Linked DNA regions of Homo sapiens: region 1 is linked to region 2. A link is a loop called in an ENCODE intact Hi-C map of the cell type or tissue named here. Cell type or tissue: mammary epithelial cell. All regions are shown on one strand. Each heading gives the region's core, and the rest is flanking DNA. Links, peaks and the distances in the headings are about the cores only. Region 1 overlaps LOC101929727 (a long non-coding RNA gene). Region 2 overlaps LOC105378415 (a long non-coding RNA gene).

The links. Hi-C counts contacts between places; a loop is a spot of excess contacts. Peaks named below come from ENCODE experiments on the same cell type or tissue, not always from the same donor. Only the 100,000 strongest peaks of a DNase experiment are listed, where the experiment ranks them.
Region 1: a loop joins it to region 2, with 2.7 times the contacts of the local background. A loop is called at or near these places in 3 of 110 quality-filtered maps.

What each region holds. Positions count from the first base shown.
Region 1 is chr10:88,149,517-88,157,854 of GRCh38, forward strand. All of the region lies in intron 1 of LOC101929727 (a long non-coding RNA gene), which reads left to right. Among named protein-coding and RNA genes, the nearest start is that of PTEN, 290 kb to the left of the region's middle. RefSeq lists an enhancer at 3,128-3,267. In mammary epithelial cell, for the core only: no CTCF peak of the experiment used is centred there; DNase peaks (open chromatin) are centred at 1,055, 3,435 and 7,015; H3K27ac peaks cover 2,879 bases.
Region 2 is chr10:88,087,394-88,095,731 of GRCh38, forward strand. It overlaps LOC105378415 (a long non-coding RNA gene), which reads right to left. Exons shown (of 6, transcript XR_007062225.1): 2 at 2,197-2,349. Among named protein-coding and RNA genes, the nearest start is that of PTEN, 230 kb to the left of the region's middle. RefSeq lists an enhancer at 4,402-4,451. In mammary epithelial cell, for the core only: a CTCF peak has its summit at 4,446; DNase peaks (open chromatin) are centred at 1,248, 4,438 and 8,138; H3K27ac peaks cover 623 bases.

The sequences.
Region 1 (8,338 bases), core at 154-8,153, 62 kb after region 2:
ATTCCTCCCTAGCAGGTGACATTTTTATTTGTAGAAAGAAGTTAAGGAATAGCAATATTGAGTTCCAGTGGGAGCCTTTCTGCAAGGCAGAGGAGGGCCTAAAGCTAATCTCAGTGGACTTTGTGAAGGATACTAGCCCTCCGACTTTTGATTTGTCTTTCTGTTTTAGAGAAATGAATGAGTTATGAATCTTACTCCCCAAGTAGCTGCACAGAGTTCAAACCTAGACTTTTGTGCAGCAGGAAGGCAAGCACCGGACCTATGTCCAACCAATCACAAGCTCCCAGGGAGCCATCCCTTTGGAAGAGAGGGAGCGTGGGAACAAACAGGCCTGATGTCTGTCTTTTATTTTTACTATAATGGAGTCTGGTGTTCTGTGGAAGCAGCAGCAGAAGTGGCATAGAGCTGATGGAAGGAGGGGTGGCAGGCCCTGCTATAGAGATTTAAGGCAGACCTTGCCATTGACTGCTTGGCAGTGGTGAGGATTTTCTTATCCTGGTCTTGGACACTGCTACTGGAAGCCTAACGTTGATCTATGAATCACCTAAAATCTGTGAGCTATCTATACCTCTTGATTAAAATAGCCAGAGGTTTCTGTTTCTTGCAAATAAAACCCATGCCTGATTCAGTAGTCATGCAGTTCAGTCAATAGGAAGTCTCATCCACCTCCAGAGACTCTGGCCTCCAAGTGTGCACTGATCAGGGCATTGGATCAGTCTTCTCCACTGTCCTGGGCACCATAATAAGAAAATCCAAGTTCTCTATTCCCCAGAGTGCTCCTGGCATCCCTGGTGTACTGGCTTCTGAGAGCCAATAGTTAAATTTTTAGGAATTTTATGAGTCCATTGATATTTCTGGTACAGCAGTTCCCTCATCTCCATGATTTCACTTTCCTTGGTTTCAGTTACCTGGGGTTCAAAAATACAAAATGAAAAATTCTAGAAATAAACAATTCATAAGTTTAAAATTGCCTGCTGTTCCACGTAGCATGATGAAATCTGTGCCAGCCTTCTCCACCCAGACTTTGATGTGAGTCATCCCTTTGTCCAGTGTATCTGCATTGTAGATGCTCCTTGTCCATTAGTCACTTAGTGGCCTTTGCGGTTATCAAATCAAAAAGACACAGTAGAATCATGGGCCACATAACGAAGTTTCAGTCAACAATGGAACACATATAGGACAGTGGTCCCATAAGGTTATAATACTGTATTTTTACTGTATCTTTTCTATGTTTAGATACACAAACACTGTATCTTTTCTATGTTTAGATACACAAACACTTACCATTGTGTTACAGTTGCCTGCAGTATTCAGTACAGTAAAATACTATACAGATTTGTAGCCTAGGAACAATATTCTGTACCATAGAGCCCAGGTGTGTAGTAGGCTCTGCCATCTAGGTTTGTGTAAGTACACTCTATGATGTTTGCACAATGACAAAATCACCAAAAATTTATTTCTCGGAACTTATCCCTGTCCAGAAGCAACATATGACCGTATACATAGGGTTTGGTACTATCTGCAGATTCAGACATCCACTAGAGGTCTTGGATTGTATCCCCTTTGGATAAGGGGGGACTAATGAAGCTTAAAATCAGCTATGGTTGGAGTATTCACATCCTAGAAATGGGCAAATTCTACACATCAGGCCTCCCACACCTCCCAGTCCATTGTTAATTTACCAGCACATTACTGTCCTGATATCTTATAATTTTGAGCTTTTTGCTACAGACTTTTAATGAAATGTTCTGCTAAGCCTCATTCAATATTGATAACATTTGCTAAGATTTTTACTATGAATTAATCTCAAATAAAAAAATATAATTTGTAAGAACCTTGCTAGTGTTATTTGCTAATCCCTTCAACTGTTGAGACCCCTTCAACTGTTCTCCTATCTGATCCAGAAGAAATGTCACTTTCTCTGGGCCTTAACTGACCCCTCCATCCAGAATCAATTACTCCATCTTCTGAGCCATCCCCAGTACTAGGTGCATCAATGCACTTGCCTCATTATTGTTCTTAGAAAAACATTTACAGAATGCTTATACACATTAGGCTCTATTCTAGTGCTTTAGATATAGTAAGCAATTACTGAAACCTCATAACCATCCAATGAGGTAGGTACATTTGTATGTTGCTGAATTGGGCCATAGTTCCTCAGTTTCTATTTAGAAAATAAGGTCTCAGTTTCAGCTGATTTTAGTGCTAAAGTTTTAGAGCTGGGGCTGTGATTTAGGGAGGAGTGGGGACAACAAAGAACAGAGAGGGAAAGCCATTTGATAACAAAGAGATCCTCACTTCAAGGATAACCAGTTCCTCTCTACTACAGGAGATATCTTCTGGAACATTAAGGTGTGAAGAGGGGAGACTAAGATAAGACTTAAAAAGAGTAGGCTGCACTCATTAGGAATACTGTATTTGCTGGGCTGTATCAGCAGCAGAGGCTTCTGAAGAAATGGGCTCTCTCAGTTCGGGCCTTTGAACCCTACTCATCATCCATAATCCTACTCAAATGTCACTGTCTCTGGGAAGCCTTCTCTTTCTCCCTAGGCCTCACCTACTTAGCAGATTATCAAGGGCATTGTAGAATCCATCAAAGCATCTGAGGCTATTGTTGATACAGCCAGAACTCAGTCATCACTTGCTGAACACTTGAGTTTAGGCCAAGAATGAGAGAGATCTTGGAGAATCTTCCTGGGGTGGTTCTTCAAAGAAACTGCAATCTTTGCCTGCATAATCACCTCACTTCTCCACCTGGTTATGGCCATGGGAACATGACCACCATGTGCTACTAGAAAAACTTGCATCCATCTCCTATCACATCTTTTTTTCCGCAGAAGATTACTGAGATTGTGAAGTATGAAATCATGCTTCACCCACCACCACTCCAGTGATGGATGTGCCAGCGTATGTGTGTGTGTGTGTGTGTGTGTACTGCTGAACTGTCCTAGTGAAGTCCCATCTCACCAGACACCTCTCTGTGTATCATGTGACAGTTTCTTCGTTTAGAATACGGGGCCAGAGCAATGTTTGCCATCCAGGAAGCTGTGGAGAAGAGCCACAACGTGCCAAACCCAAGTGAGCATGCTAAGGAACAAGCAGTGATAACGTTATCCCAGGAGCAAAGTTCTGGTCAATTTAGTCTATAATTAGGTCAAGTTCTCTCCCACTTCCACCTCTGGTGTGTCTCTAGGAAATAATTTGCCTACCATGGTTATGTTGGGGCAGTCTCTGTTCTTCTGGACAGCCTTGGGGTGTAGCCTATGAAATAGGCCAGGATGAGCAGTCTGTATGAGCTCTTGGCTCATTGTTTAGGCTCAGTAATAGCAACCACATGGCACTGCAGAGGCCTTGCCATGCCTGGAGGGCTTGGGCCCTGCTCTTATCCAACAAGATCTGACTACAGCCAGACTGAAAGTGACATGGCCTGCTTAGTAACCTTCAATATCCTCTTACGGGATTCTCTGACTCAGAACTCACAGACAGGATGTGATCTCAGCTCCTCACATACCTTCCAGGCACATGGGCATGGTTGCATGTTTCCTCCAGTTTTAATTGGGGTGAGAAAAAATACTAAACATGTGTGTGTAGGAGACCAAGAGGAATTTCTTAGGGAGGATCTTGAAGATCCTTGGGGAGCTCCAGAGGACAGAGCTTTTGCTTCCTGACTTTTTGCTCTATTGTCTAGATCCCAGTAATTTATCCAGAGGTAACTATGGGCTTCTGGCTGGTCTCCCTGCCTTGAGTCTCTTAACCCCTCATTATCTGCCCAGAAATGTTAGAGACACCACCCTCAAGCACTGTTTCTTTCTGTCAAACCAAGTCTTCCCTCCCACATCCATTCTGGTCAGCAAAGTTATCTATTAACTTACCTGTATTCCATCTTCCCTACCTCTTACCATTCCTTCCTTTTGCTTCTCTATGGCCCGTTGGTCAGTCCCCTTGTAGTTCACCTCCTATAGCTCACCAGTTCTTCCAACTCAAAGTGGAATTTAATCCTTACTGGGAAGGCTTGCTTGTTCCACAGAGACCTTCCTAAAAATACTACCATCAGCACCAGCATCACTACCATCATCGATTTAGCACATCCTTCATGCCGGGCATTGTGTGAAGGACCTTACATGAATTATTCCATTTAATCCTCGTAGTAATCTTATAAAATAGTTACTATTATTATTTCCACTTTATGAAGGAGAAAACAGAGGATCAAAGAGATTAAGCCAGTGGTCAAAGACCTCAAGCGTATTAATTTCTAGCTCAAAGGTTTGAGTTTAGAATTGTGTGACATCAAAATGGACTCTTAACTGTGATGATATAAAGTTTCCCTATCCAAACCCATGTGCTTATTTTCTTTCCTTGAATTCCTTCAGTGTATATGTTTAGGATGCCATCTTTGGGCATTTGAATTGTTGGAGACTGGGAGGAATTTTTTAAGATTAGATGGTCTAACACTTTTTTTTAGTAGTTGATAAAACTAGCCTAGGCAACATACCAAGACCCTGTCTCTACAAAAAATAGAAAAATTAGCCAGGCATGGTGACACACACCTGTCCTTCCAGCTACTTGGGAGGCTGAGGCAGGAAGATTGCTTGAGCCTGGGAGGTTGAGACTGCAGTGAGCCATAATCGCGACATTGCACTCCAGCATGGGCAACAGAGCGAGATGCTGTCTCAAACAAACAAAAACAAACAACAAAAAAGACAAAGAAGAAACTGAAAATTAGAAGGACAAAGAGACGTATCTAGGATCCTGAAGTGGATTAATGGATTCTTGACTCAGGCACAATGCAGTGCTTGTTGTAGTATAGGATATATCATCCCTTTTGGGACTTGAAAATTTACTCTTCACATATTTTTAAATTCTATATCTTGCCCTCTCAATTACAGTATTAGTTATTTAAGGATAGAGAGTATGTTTTCTACTTAAAAATGTTTCCAATATTATGTAAAAAGTAGAAACTAAGTGTTAAAGGCAAGCAAGCAAGCTAGTTGGCAGAGAGGGAGTGCAAATGTTTACATGGTGGAGATGCTGGTAGTCCCTGGCACATAGTAATCTTTCAGTAAGTACTTTTCAAGTGAACGAATGGATGAATGAAATGGTGTTAGGAAGACTAGAGTTGAATTTGAACTGGGGGGCGGGTATTTCCAAGAATACAGATGAAGTTTTGCAACAAAGGAAGTAGATCCAGCTTTGGATGCTGCTGACAAACTAGTCTTTAAAGAAAATTACAGCACGTGTGTATAAAGAGGTGAGTCACTGGAGAAGAGTTATTGAACCTGACAGACATTGTGAAGAGAACAGCAATGGTCTCTGACTGTTCAGCAAGAACGCTGAACATCTGCTCAGCATCATCAAGACCGTCTTCTGCCTACTAACTGGTGGGATGTGCCTCTGTGCCAAACGATGGCCTCTCATGTTGGGCATCATTCATCTAAGGGCTCTGAAAGCTGTGATTATTGCAGTGGGTGAAGAGACAGGTGTTTCAGGCATGCTAGTGTAAAATATTATCTAGATCAGTGCTTTTCAAGCTTTAATGAGCATATGAATCATTTGGGCATCTTGTTAAAAGGCTGCTTCTACTGTAATAGGTCTTGGGTGGAGCCTAAGATTTTCTATTTCTCACACACTACAAGGTGTGATGAGAATGATGCTGATGCTGCTGTTCTGAGCAACCATACTTTGAGTAATAAGGTTCTAGCTGATCTATGGAAAAGTACTAGGGAATGTGACAATTAGAAGTAGTTCTATGTTGTCCTTTCAGCTTTGTCCTCTGATCAGGAATCTCCACTCTGTGGGCCAACTCTCCAACAACAGGCTGGCAATCCAATTGGTTGGTTATGCTGCTTCTATAGGGACTGATTGGATTTGGGGGTCATGAAGTTATTAAGGGAAAAAAATCAAGGAAGCATTAAAACTCATACTTCCTAGAGTGTTACACCTAAAGATCTGCACAAGGACTCATTTGCTTATGAATCACTTAGAAATTCATGTTTACTCCTAGGGCCCAGCACAGAGTAGGCCATCCAAAAATGCCAAATGAATGAAGAAAGGATAAAGAAGGAGGCTTCAATCAAAGCAGCTAGAGTCATACCACATCTCACTATTAATTTCACTTACAAGATGAAGAACTAAGCCAAAAAATCACCTATGTAAACAAAAATAGATGTCTCAAAGGCCATACATTAACTCTTAGGCATATTACTTCTGGAGAAGTTCTAAGTCAACTCAGAGCCTATTTGGGCTTTTATATTTTTAAATAAAAGAGTGAAATAGTTTATTATCATATAAACAGAGTGATGTGATTTCTCACCTTTTGTAAGATTTTATAGTTTGCAATGCACTTTAAAATAGCTTTATTGAGATATAATTCATATATCATAAAATTCACCCTTTTAAAGTGTTATTTGTACCTATTTTACAACCTATTTTATAAAGCTTGGCTGTCTATAGTAGAAGGGAAGAGGCAAGTTAGAGGGGTTTGGAGAGAACAAGAGATAGATATAGGCAGGCAAGGGCAAAAGAATAAAAGACAAGACAAAAAATATTAAATGAAGCACAGAGAAGTACTAAGAAAGCTCAGGCAGTAATCTGGAAATATTTAGTTTAGTGGAAACCTCTTTCCAACATGCTTCAAAATATCCCAAGAAGATGAGTGTATACAACCCAGTATAATAATGGATGTTCATGATGGTGCCCTTCTAGCTAATTCTAGTTGTTACATTCCCTAGTACTTTTCCATAGATCATCTAGAACCTTGTTACTCAAAATATGGTTGCTCAGAACAGCAGCATCAGCATCATTCATGATGGTCAGTTGTCAAGGAAAGGATAAGTTATACTCCACCTACTCGGCTTAAAAAGCCAAGGAAGTCTGTGACCCATTAAGACATTTTCATTACAAAGGTAATGGTGATATTTTGTCAAGTGTTGGGTGCTTTAAAAAGTAAGTCCTCAACTCTCTCCACAATGAGTCAGTTCATGGGGATTCCAGAAAGTTGATGTTTTATGGTATGGGCTGAGATATGTGACCAGAGGTCAGCCACATGCACACAGCTCTGCTGACTCAAGGGTGGAGGTCCTCACCAAGCACTGCCATGTGCATGAGTGAGGGCATCTGGGCTTTCAAGGCACATCTTTCTCCCAGGGACAACACCCTTCCTTCTTTTTTTGGACCCTGCTGTCTCCTGAGATCCTCCTGAGCATAATTTAACCCTTGCTGGGTGAGAATCAGAATGGTCCAGCAAGCGCTGGATTTTCTGTCAGAGTTTCCTTCGGTTTAAAAATCTGAAACTTGTTTGTCCCTCTGACTCTTCCCAGCTGCAACGAGGTACAAACACAAGGAGATGCAACTCAGAATGCCACTGTGCAGAGCTCTCTTAGTTTTGATTACACAACACATTTTCTAGTTTCTCTGAGGGTCTATGCCCTGGCCATATTAGGCAAGTCACTTTCTGAGCTTTAGTTTTCTAAGTTTCCTCATCTGTGACATGGAGTTGCAGCATCTGCTCTGGGCACCTCACAGGGTTAGTGTGAGGTCTATTAAAATTTTTAAAAGATAAATAAAATGTAGAGAGTGCTTACTATTTCTTCAGGCACCATGTGAAAGGCTTTGCATCTATTTCATTATAATACTTGGAAGTCAGTATTTTTATTATCCTCATTTCACAGATGAGAAAACTTCAGCTCATAGAGGTGACTGGTCCAGGATCACCATGGCTAAGAATTGGTAAAGACTGAGTTTAAATACAAGCCCTTCCATTTTAGAAATTAAATGAGATAATGCTTATAAAAGTGCATTGTAAAGGTCTATATCTATAAAGGCCTATAGAAATATATGAGATTAATACTGTTTCTAGAATTATTTTACAGAACTAAATTAGAGTCCACCTTCTACCTTCATCTTCCTAGCTTAGCCTTCCTGGTCAGCCCCCTTTCCAGGCCACAGTGAACTTCATGACCTCCGAGTCTCTTGTGCTGCTTTTCCTGACAATGCTGGGCCATAGGCATCTCTGGCTACAGGATCTTAGAGATCATGTTGGACTTGAATCTTTGACATTACTGATATTGATATATCACTGGTCTTGGCCTGACCCCACACTGGGGAGAAATGCTTCTTCCTAAAACTTTGGTAAGGAAGCATCCCAAATGTTTGCTTTTTCATTTCCTATCACGGGAAAATGCAGCCTCATTGTTTCTAGGATCAAAATAACTGGATTATACCTCCCAAAGATTCCCAAAGGCTGCTATTTCTTTTTTGAGTAAGAACTTCCACTCGCAATGACCATCTCAGATTGAAAACTGCTGCCCAGCATGGAACATGCTGCCCTGGGCCTAATCTC
Region 2 (8,338 bases), core at 325-8,324:
AAGAGAGAGCATTCCAGGTGGAGGAAACAGTAAGTGCAAATGTCTTGAGGCAGGAGTGTGCCTTGAGTGTTCTGTAACGGAAAAGAGACCAGTGTGGCTGGGACTATCTGTAGCAGAAGATGGGGTTGGAGAGATTATGGAGGCTTACAGGGCCTCTCAGTCACTGTTAAGACCTTTGGCTTTTCCTCTGAATGACATGAGAAGCCACTGGAGGCTTCTTAGTGGAAAGTAGCATTTTTCAGGACCAGCAGTGTGGAAAACAGACAGTGCAAGCACAAGGATGGAAGCAGGCGGGACAGTCAGGAAGCCATTGCCATCATGCTTGTGAGTGATGGCAGAGCTTAGACAAGGTAAGAGCAGGGGAGATACTGAAGAGTGGCTGAATTCTGCATATATTTTGAGGAACAGCCAACAGGATTTGCTGATGGATTGGATAAAGTAAGTGGATTATTTGAAGTTATTTTTTTCTCCCTACCCAAAAGTTATTGTAGCTATTTTCAGGCATAGATAGAAAACTACCTAGATGGTTTATTAGCCTTGGTTGGATACTTTTTTTTCTTTTTTTGAGACGGAGTCTCACTCTGTTGCCCAGGCTGGAGTGCAATGGTGCAATCTCGGCTCACTGCAACTTCCGCCTCCCAGTTTCAAGTGATTCTCCTGCCTCAGTCTCCCAAGTAGCTGGGATTCCAGGCATGCACCACCACGCCTGGCTAATTTTTGTATTTTTAGTAGAGACAGGCTTTTGCCCTGTTGGCCAGGCTGGCCTCGAACTCCTGGACTCAAGTGATCCGCCCACCTCGGCCTCCCAAATTGCTGGGATCACAGGTGTGGGTCACTGCACCTGGCCGGTTAGACATTTCTTATATTCCTTTAGACAATGTTTTAATGTATATGATATAAGTAAACCAAACCTTCTTATAAAAATCATATACAAAATGAAAACTCCCATTTGCTATCTCATGCTTCTTTTCTAAAAAATAGGTAATCCCTATTATGTTTGATTTTTTTATGTGTGCATTTACGTGTTTGAAAATTTATAGTTTCATTCTTTCATGTTGATGGGATCATATTGTTCACATTAATTTTTGCTTAATATATCTTGAAGACCTTTCCAAACTAGTACATAAAGACCCATTTCATTCTTTTAGATTACTTAGAAAATCCTCTAGAAATGCAGCTGACTCATTTCACTCCTGTCTCCTAATCACTGTCTACATTGGAAATCAAAGACAAGCACCCACATGCCCTAGGCAGAGTCTCTACTTCCAGAAAACATCCACAAGATGACATTTTAGAGTTGAGGGAATGATCCCAGCACGCATAGCCAACCTATTTGAAATGTCTTTCTTGTTCTTGGAAGGGATCACAGGGGCCTTGAGTCATTTTAAACTGCTTCTGCTGCAGAAAACTCTTTGGGCATTTTGTGCCCCTGGTTTCCCAAATCTCACTCCCTGGCATGCTTGGCTTGAGAAAGGTAAAAAGCCCAGGGTGGCAGGCTGGTCTGGCATTAAATGGTAAGTGAATTTGCCAAATCAAAACGGAAGCATCTGGCTCGACAAGGATAAGTAATGCAAATGAATGAAAAGAGCATGTATCTATGCTTTTCCCTTGGTTATTAGATATTGCATTCATTGTTATTTGTTGTAACTGTATGAAATTACAGGAAAATTACAAAATACAGAAAAAAGTTAAATGATAATCACCAGAAAGCCCCTTTCCTGCGCTGCCGCCTGCCTCCCCTGGCACCGCCGCCTGCCGCCCCGGAAGACTATTTGGGTATTTACAAGAGAATTAGAAATTGAGATTGTGGCTTACCTATCCTACATGGTCACCATAGTAAAAGCTTCTAACTCTGCCTGCCTCTTCTGCCTCTGTGTATGAATGTGTCATGAGGCAGGTAGGAGGGAGCACAAACACATCCTATTGGAAAACCAACTCCAGGAGTGCGCTTTCCAACACTGGGGACTCTTCATATGGGACGCAATATTATAATGCTAGAGGAAGTTGTGTTAGTTGACCAGGGTTTCCAGCAGTTGGAACAATGCTCAAAATTCAGCATCTGCCCTTCCCCCTGCTATACTACCCCCTGTCCCCCACCGAGGCAACTAGAACACAATCATGCCTTCTTCTCATGTTTGTTCACCTGTTTTCAATTAATGGCAGGGACCTAGTCCCTTAGCTTAGTTGGATTGGTACCTGCAGGATAGGAGACACAGCCAGGTGGGTGGGAGGAGCTGGGTCACAAGACACATTGGAGCTCAGTTCTTCCCAGCACAGCTGGGCTGGGTGTTTGCCTTGGCACCCAGTGCCACTCCACTCAGCTCTGACATGATGGCTGGAAACACTGGCCTGGAATAAAGTGGGAAGCATTCATGCATATTGTGCCAACAGGGTGCTGCATCAGCTGTTCTAGCTACTGAGTGCTAGTCATCTAGCCTTTTGCCTTTGGTGCAAATAATTAGGCTTATTATGGGTATTGAGTTGTCAAAAAAAGGCTTCTGTTTTATGACCAGCAATATTTATTAAACATAAGAATAGTGCTACAATGTGGGGTCTTAAGAAGTTATTAGACAGAGTCCTTGCCCTCAAGAAAAGACTCATAATCCAGTGGCAGGGAGAGAATGTGAGAGAAATAGAGAAATAGTATTTTCAGGCAGCAAGTGGTGAGTGCTACATGAATAGAACAGAAGTTAAACATTCATGGTGGTCAGCAGAAGAAGACATGACTATGTGCTAAAGTGGACATGAGATCAAAGCTTCATGAAAGAGGGAGAATTTGGTGTGGGACTTAAAGGAAGTCCAGGGTTTAGAGAAGTGGAGATGAGAGTTAGAAAATGTCAGGCAGACAAGACAGTTCAGGTAGAGGCTCTAGAGGTGGAAAGGAGATGTGCAAGAAGTAATACTGGTAAATATTGCAAAGGAAGAATCAAAAAGCACAAAAAAGTAGGAAAAGAGAGGAAAGGCAGGAGACATTTTAAACTTGTAAAGATAGATTATTGGCAAAATGATTGTCATTAGCTGAAGTGGGGATTTCTGGAAGAGTCATTAGTTTTGGGGGAAATGACTTTGGGAGTTGCTAAATTGAAGGATGAGAATGCATGTATGAAGGGAGTCTAGTCCAGGAGGGAAATCAAGACATATTTGGTAGTTCCAGTCTCCTGAAAACTCAGGTACCAAATGTCATGCACAGTGACTGGAGAGACATATTTGGAAGTCAGTTTCAAGGCCCAGTAAAATGATATGACTGGATGAGATCTCCAAAGATGGAGCAGCAGAAAACCACTGTCTGAATCTTGCTTGTGCACACGCGTCAGGGGGTGGAAGGAGGAAGTGGACACAGCAGATGTGGCGTACTGGCTTGCGTGGTCGTAGTAGGGTTAAAAGGTTCCCAACAGAAAAGGGAGGAGAGAGAGCCAAAGTGGAGCACTGTTGCCTTCTGGATTGCCACTGAGAAGCTGAGAAGGAGCACTGAGAATAAGCCACTGAACACCGCAACTAGAAGTCTTTGGTGGCTCTTGAGAAAGCAATTTCAGTAGTGAGCGCATCAGTTTAGCAGGTGTTTGGAGTGAATGGTAATGAAATAAATAGAGGACACATAGACCAGTGGTTTTTTGAACTTGGCTTGAACACTGTAATCACCTGGAGGGTTTTTAAAAATTACAAATTCCTAGACCTCACATCAGACCTTATGAGTCAAATCTTTAGTTGACAGGCCTAGGAAACTGAGTTTTTGCAGATGACTTAGATGAAGCCAGTTTATAGTCAGCATTTGTGAACCCACTGGGAGGTAATAAAAGATGAGAAATAGGAGACACTTGAGGGGACGGTAGGGTTGAGGAAGTTTTCTGGGTAGTATTTTTTTCTTGTTTCTTTTTAGAAAACAGGAGACTCAAGCTCCTTTTCCAGGCAGTGAAGATATGAGTGAGACCAAGTATCCTCATGGAGAAATCAGCTCTAGGAAATAGGAGAGGGACCTCCAAGCCAGGTGGGTGAAATCAGGCCTGGGAAGAGATAGATGGCAAGGTGGTAGGAGGTGGAGATTAAAGTGAGAATTCAAGGAAGTGAAGGCAACTCCTGCAATCTTTCCAAATTAAGCTTTGTGTAGTCTTTGAAGAGTGATTCAATTCACCTAAGAACCTTGCATATTCCTCCTTATGACTTTGTTGAGCATATTACATGGCACTTTCATAATGCCAGCTACCCAGGAAATGCAGGTTATGAAAGCTTAGAATTATGAAATGACACAGGTTGTGTGGTTAAACATGAGCTTATCTTTTGAAAGTTTCTATTTCACAGCTTCTGAGGGGATGCACTGTGCATGACTTTTGGTACCTGAGTTTTCAGGAGACTGGAACTGAAAGGAAGAATTCACCAACTACCTGTTTTAGCCCCAGGCAGCATCATCAGAGTCATGCTTGGAGGTGGAAGGGAACACCCTTGTGGCTGGGCCCACAGAACATGTTGAAAACGAGTTCTCAGTATTGTGGCAGGAAGTATTGGGTCACGAGTCGCAACTCACACCTTTCTATAGCTGGCTGTCTCAGCTCTTTGTGAAATCTGGGTCTGAAATCACCTCCTTCTCCCTTCTTCCCTGTGTCTGCACAGTCCAACTGCCCTTTGTGGATTATCTTTGCATCTCGTGAAGCACATACCTAGCATGTTCTTATGATAGCAGTGTGGTCCAGATAGTGAATAACAACCACTACAGCCTATTGAACTCTTATTCTGTGCATTTTATCTAGCCCTTCTTCTGGAATGTGCCTCTGCAAAACTTCTGTTTTAACATCTGTGACAATTAAGTGATTTTTTTCATATTATAAAAAACAATACAACAAATATTAATAACAGTGCTCATTGTATGCCAGGCACTGTTTTAAGTATTTTATGTATCTTGATGCACTTAAACTTCAGAACCACCCTGTGATGTAGTTATTCTGATCCCCATTTTACAGATGAGGGAATTGGAGCTCAGCGAGCAGACATGTGGCTCCAAAATCATATAGCTAATGAGTGATGGGTCAGTGTACTGATACCGAAGCCAGAGCTGTTAACTCATAAATGATGAAATAGATTGAAATGTAGTTCACTAGAAGGGGAAGACATCTTTAGGAATTTGCTATTGATTCAGGTTGCTCCCTGATTTTTTAGCACAAGCGTGGCAAGGCATTCTTCCAATAACCTCAGCTGAAATGCCTGCTTGGAGGACTCAGGTGCTCCATCTTCATCACGTATGTGCTGCTTGGGTTTAGAAAAGCCAGGTGGATCAGTCCCTGAAGCCTGTAATACTTTCCATCATCTCACAGAACACAAGAGTGAGGCTGACCCTCTGCCTACATCTCAGAAAACCTGAGGGACAGAGAGGTCATTTATTTACTCCTTCAACAAATAGTCCATTTCTTGCACACCTCTCTGTGACTTGTCCTGTGTTTGTGGTGTAGAAACAGAGGCATGGGGTGCAGTCCCAGGAGAGGGTGCTCGCAGGAGCACAGAGAAGACTACTCAGGGTGATCCACCCATGCCAGATGGACATACATAGGAGGGCCCTAACCCAGGTAGTGAGATGAGCATGTGTTAGTTTTGTGAACTGAAGCTTATCCCCGATATAGAGTGAAACCTTAGATTGCAGACTTTCAGGATTCAAGGTAGGAGGATGGTACATTCCCATGACGGTAGGCTACAGGGGTGCTGTGACTGTGATTTCTCTCTTGCCCATGGAGAAAAGTGTGACAAGGGCAACAGCCCTGACAACTGCTTGGTGAGAGGAGAGCATGATTATCTGGCACTGTGCCAGCAGTGCTGTGCGAGCTGGGGACTGAGGATCAGGCTGACCTTGATTGGAGGTCTTCCCCACGATTTGCTAGCCGGGTGACTTTAGGCAAGGTATTTGCCACTCTGAACCTCAGTTTCTTTATTTATAGAGATGGAGACAAGAATACCTACCTTACTGGGTTGTTGGGAGAATTCATGAGCCAATGAACATAAAGTATTCAGCATTCCTTCTAACAAATGCTCAGGAGAGACTGTAGCTAACACTCAGCCAGTGCTTACCAAAGGCCAGGCACTGTCCTGTGCCAGTGGTTCTCAACTAGGGGGTGATTTTGCCCCCAGAGGACATTGGGCAATATCTGGAGACATTTTTGATTCTCATGATTGGGAGGGAGGGTGCTGCAGATTTCTAGTGGGTAGAGGCCGGGGATGCCGCTAAACATCCTGCAATGCTCAGGACAGCTCTCCACAACAAACACTCACACCATGCAAATGTCCATAGTGCCCAACTTGGAAACTGTTCTTCGTATGTGTTAACACAAAAAATCCTCATAGGAACGCATGTGGGAGTACCATCTTTATTTTCCTGGTTTAGATCAGGAAATATTAGACAGTCCATTAAATGACTTGGAAATTAAATAGCATACTCAAGCACAAGCAGCTAGAGTAAGAGCCAGGATTTGAACCCTAGCAATCTTGCTCCAGAGTTCTTATGTTTAACCAGTTACCCTAGGTGAACTCTTGTAGGAGTGAGTCAAAAGGCAGTGTGTATGGGATATCGAGAGGCTTCCCTTTCTCCATGCCAGCCATTCTTAAACTCCTGTGAGCATCAGATGACTTGAAGAGCAGGCTAGAAATACAGATCCCAGGGCTCCACACCCAAGTGATTCTGATGCAGCTGCATTTGGGACTCTTACACTAGCCCTCAGGAAAGTTTCCACACATAATAGCAGCATGATACCAGACTTAGAGTCTTGGAGGTTGTTTTCTGAATCTCAATTTTTCAAAAAATACTATATGTAGAGCTTAACATAGTTTTAGAATGCTGTCTAAGAAAAACAAGTATAAGACAAATGCTTTTGAGGCTGGGGAATCACAATGTCTCCTTCAAGAGGACCCTCCAGTTATCTTGGTTTGCTCCTAGACCCTTTTTTTCATATGAGGACGGGACAGTTGCACGTGGCTGCTTTCCCATCACCTCAAGTGCTCAAAGCTGGACTTGTTATACCTTCTTTTCCTCACTCTCACACTTGCTCTTGATAATATTGTCCTCACTGCTGTCTCAGTTAGCCAATTACACAGGCCCTGAGCCCAAAGCACCTTGGAATTTGCCTTCCTTCCACTATGCAGCCAATCTTTAACGTCTTAAAATTCTTCTTTCAACACATTTCTCACGTTGATCATGAACTTCCTGGTTTTGTTCTTTATCACCCAGGCTTAGACTATTGTAGTAACCTCCTACCTGGGCTGCCATCCTCAACTCTTTCCTCCAATACGTCCAGCCAGGCAAATCATCTGAAAATTCAATTTTATTTTGTTTATGCATTCACTGATGTAGTCACAGGTATTTATTGAGCACTCCTCTGTGCTAGGCTCTGTCCTGTGCACACAAAGATGAATTTGACCCTATCAAGTCCCTGTCTTACTCGGAGTCTCCAGCTCCTTATACCATCACAACTGCCCTCCTACCCCACCCCACATTTCTCTGCACAGCTTCTCAGCTCTACTCATTACCCACTGGCTTGTCTTTGCTCATTACTACCTCTACAGCTTTGTCATGTTCTTCTCTACCCAAGGCATGCTTTCTCTCTTATCCATATGTCTAACTTCTATTCATCCTTCAAAACCCAGATCAAATCATGTTTCCTCAATAAATTCTTTCCTGAACATTCTTTCCCAGGACAATTTCTTCTGTCCCATGGTCTTATAGTATCTAATGTCACTATTATTTTTGGAACTGCTACTTATGCACACATGGATTCATTTTTTTGCATGTCTGGTAGGAGAAAAGGGGTTGCTGTTTGGAGCAGTTTATGGTAAAGGATTTAGCCACTCTGGGCAGCATGGTAGATGTAGACACAAAATAGGCGTCATTCTGCCAATTGTAGTTTTAAATTCCTGTGGATGGACCTCAGAGGCCAGATCTGTAGGCTACGTGTCTGGCTTACCCACTTGGACCAAGTGCTGCTACTCAGAATGGCCCAAACCCACAGAGGCCTTAGTTAGTATCTGTGTCTGGCAATAATTCCAAGAATTTCTGAATTTGCCTGTCAGTGAGTCTTCCCAGAGTTCTGTTAGCTAAACAGAAAGAGGAATGCTTTAGCAATAGCTCATATTTATGGAGTGTTTACGATGCATTGGACACTGTGTTAAGTACTTTACATGCATCAGCTTGTTCAACCCTCACAGTAACCACATAAAGTAGAGATTATTCATTTCATTTTGGATGTGAAGAAATGGAGGCTAAGAGTTAAGTCACTTGCCTAAGTTCACACGGCTGGTAGCAGGTGCAGTCACGGGAACCCAGGCCTTTCTCTTCCTACTGTTATCTTTTAACCCTTCTATGCATTCA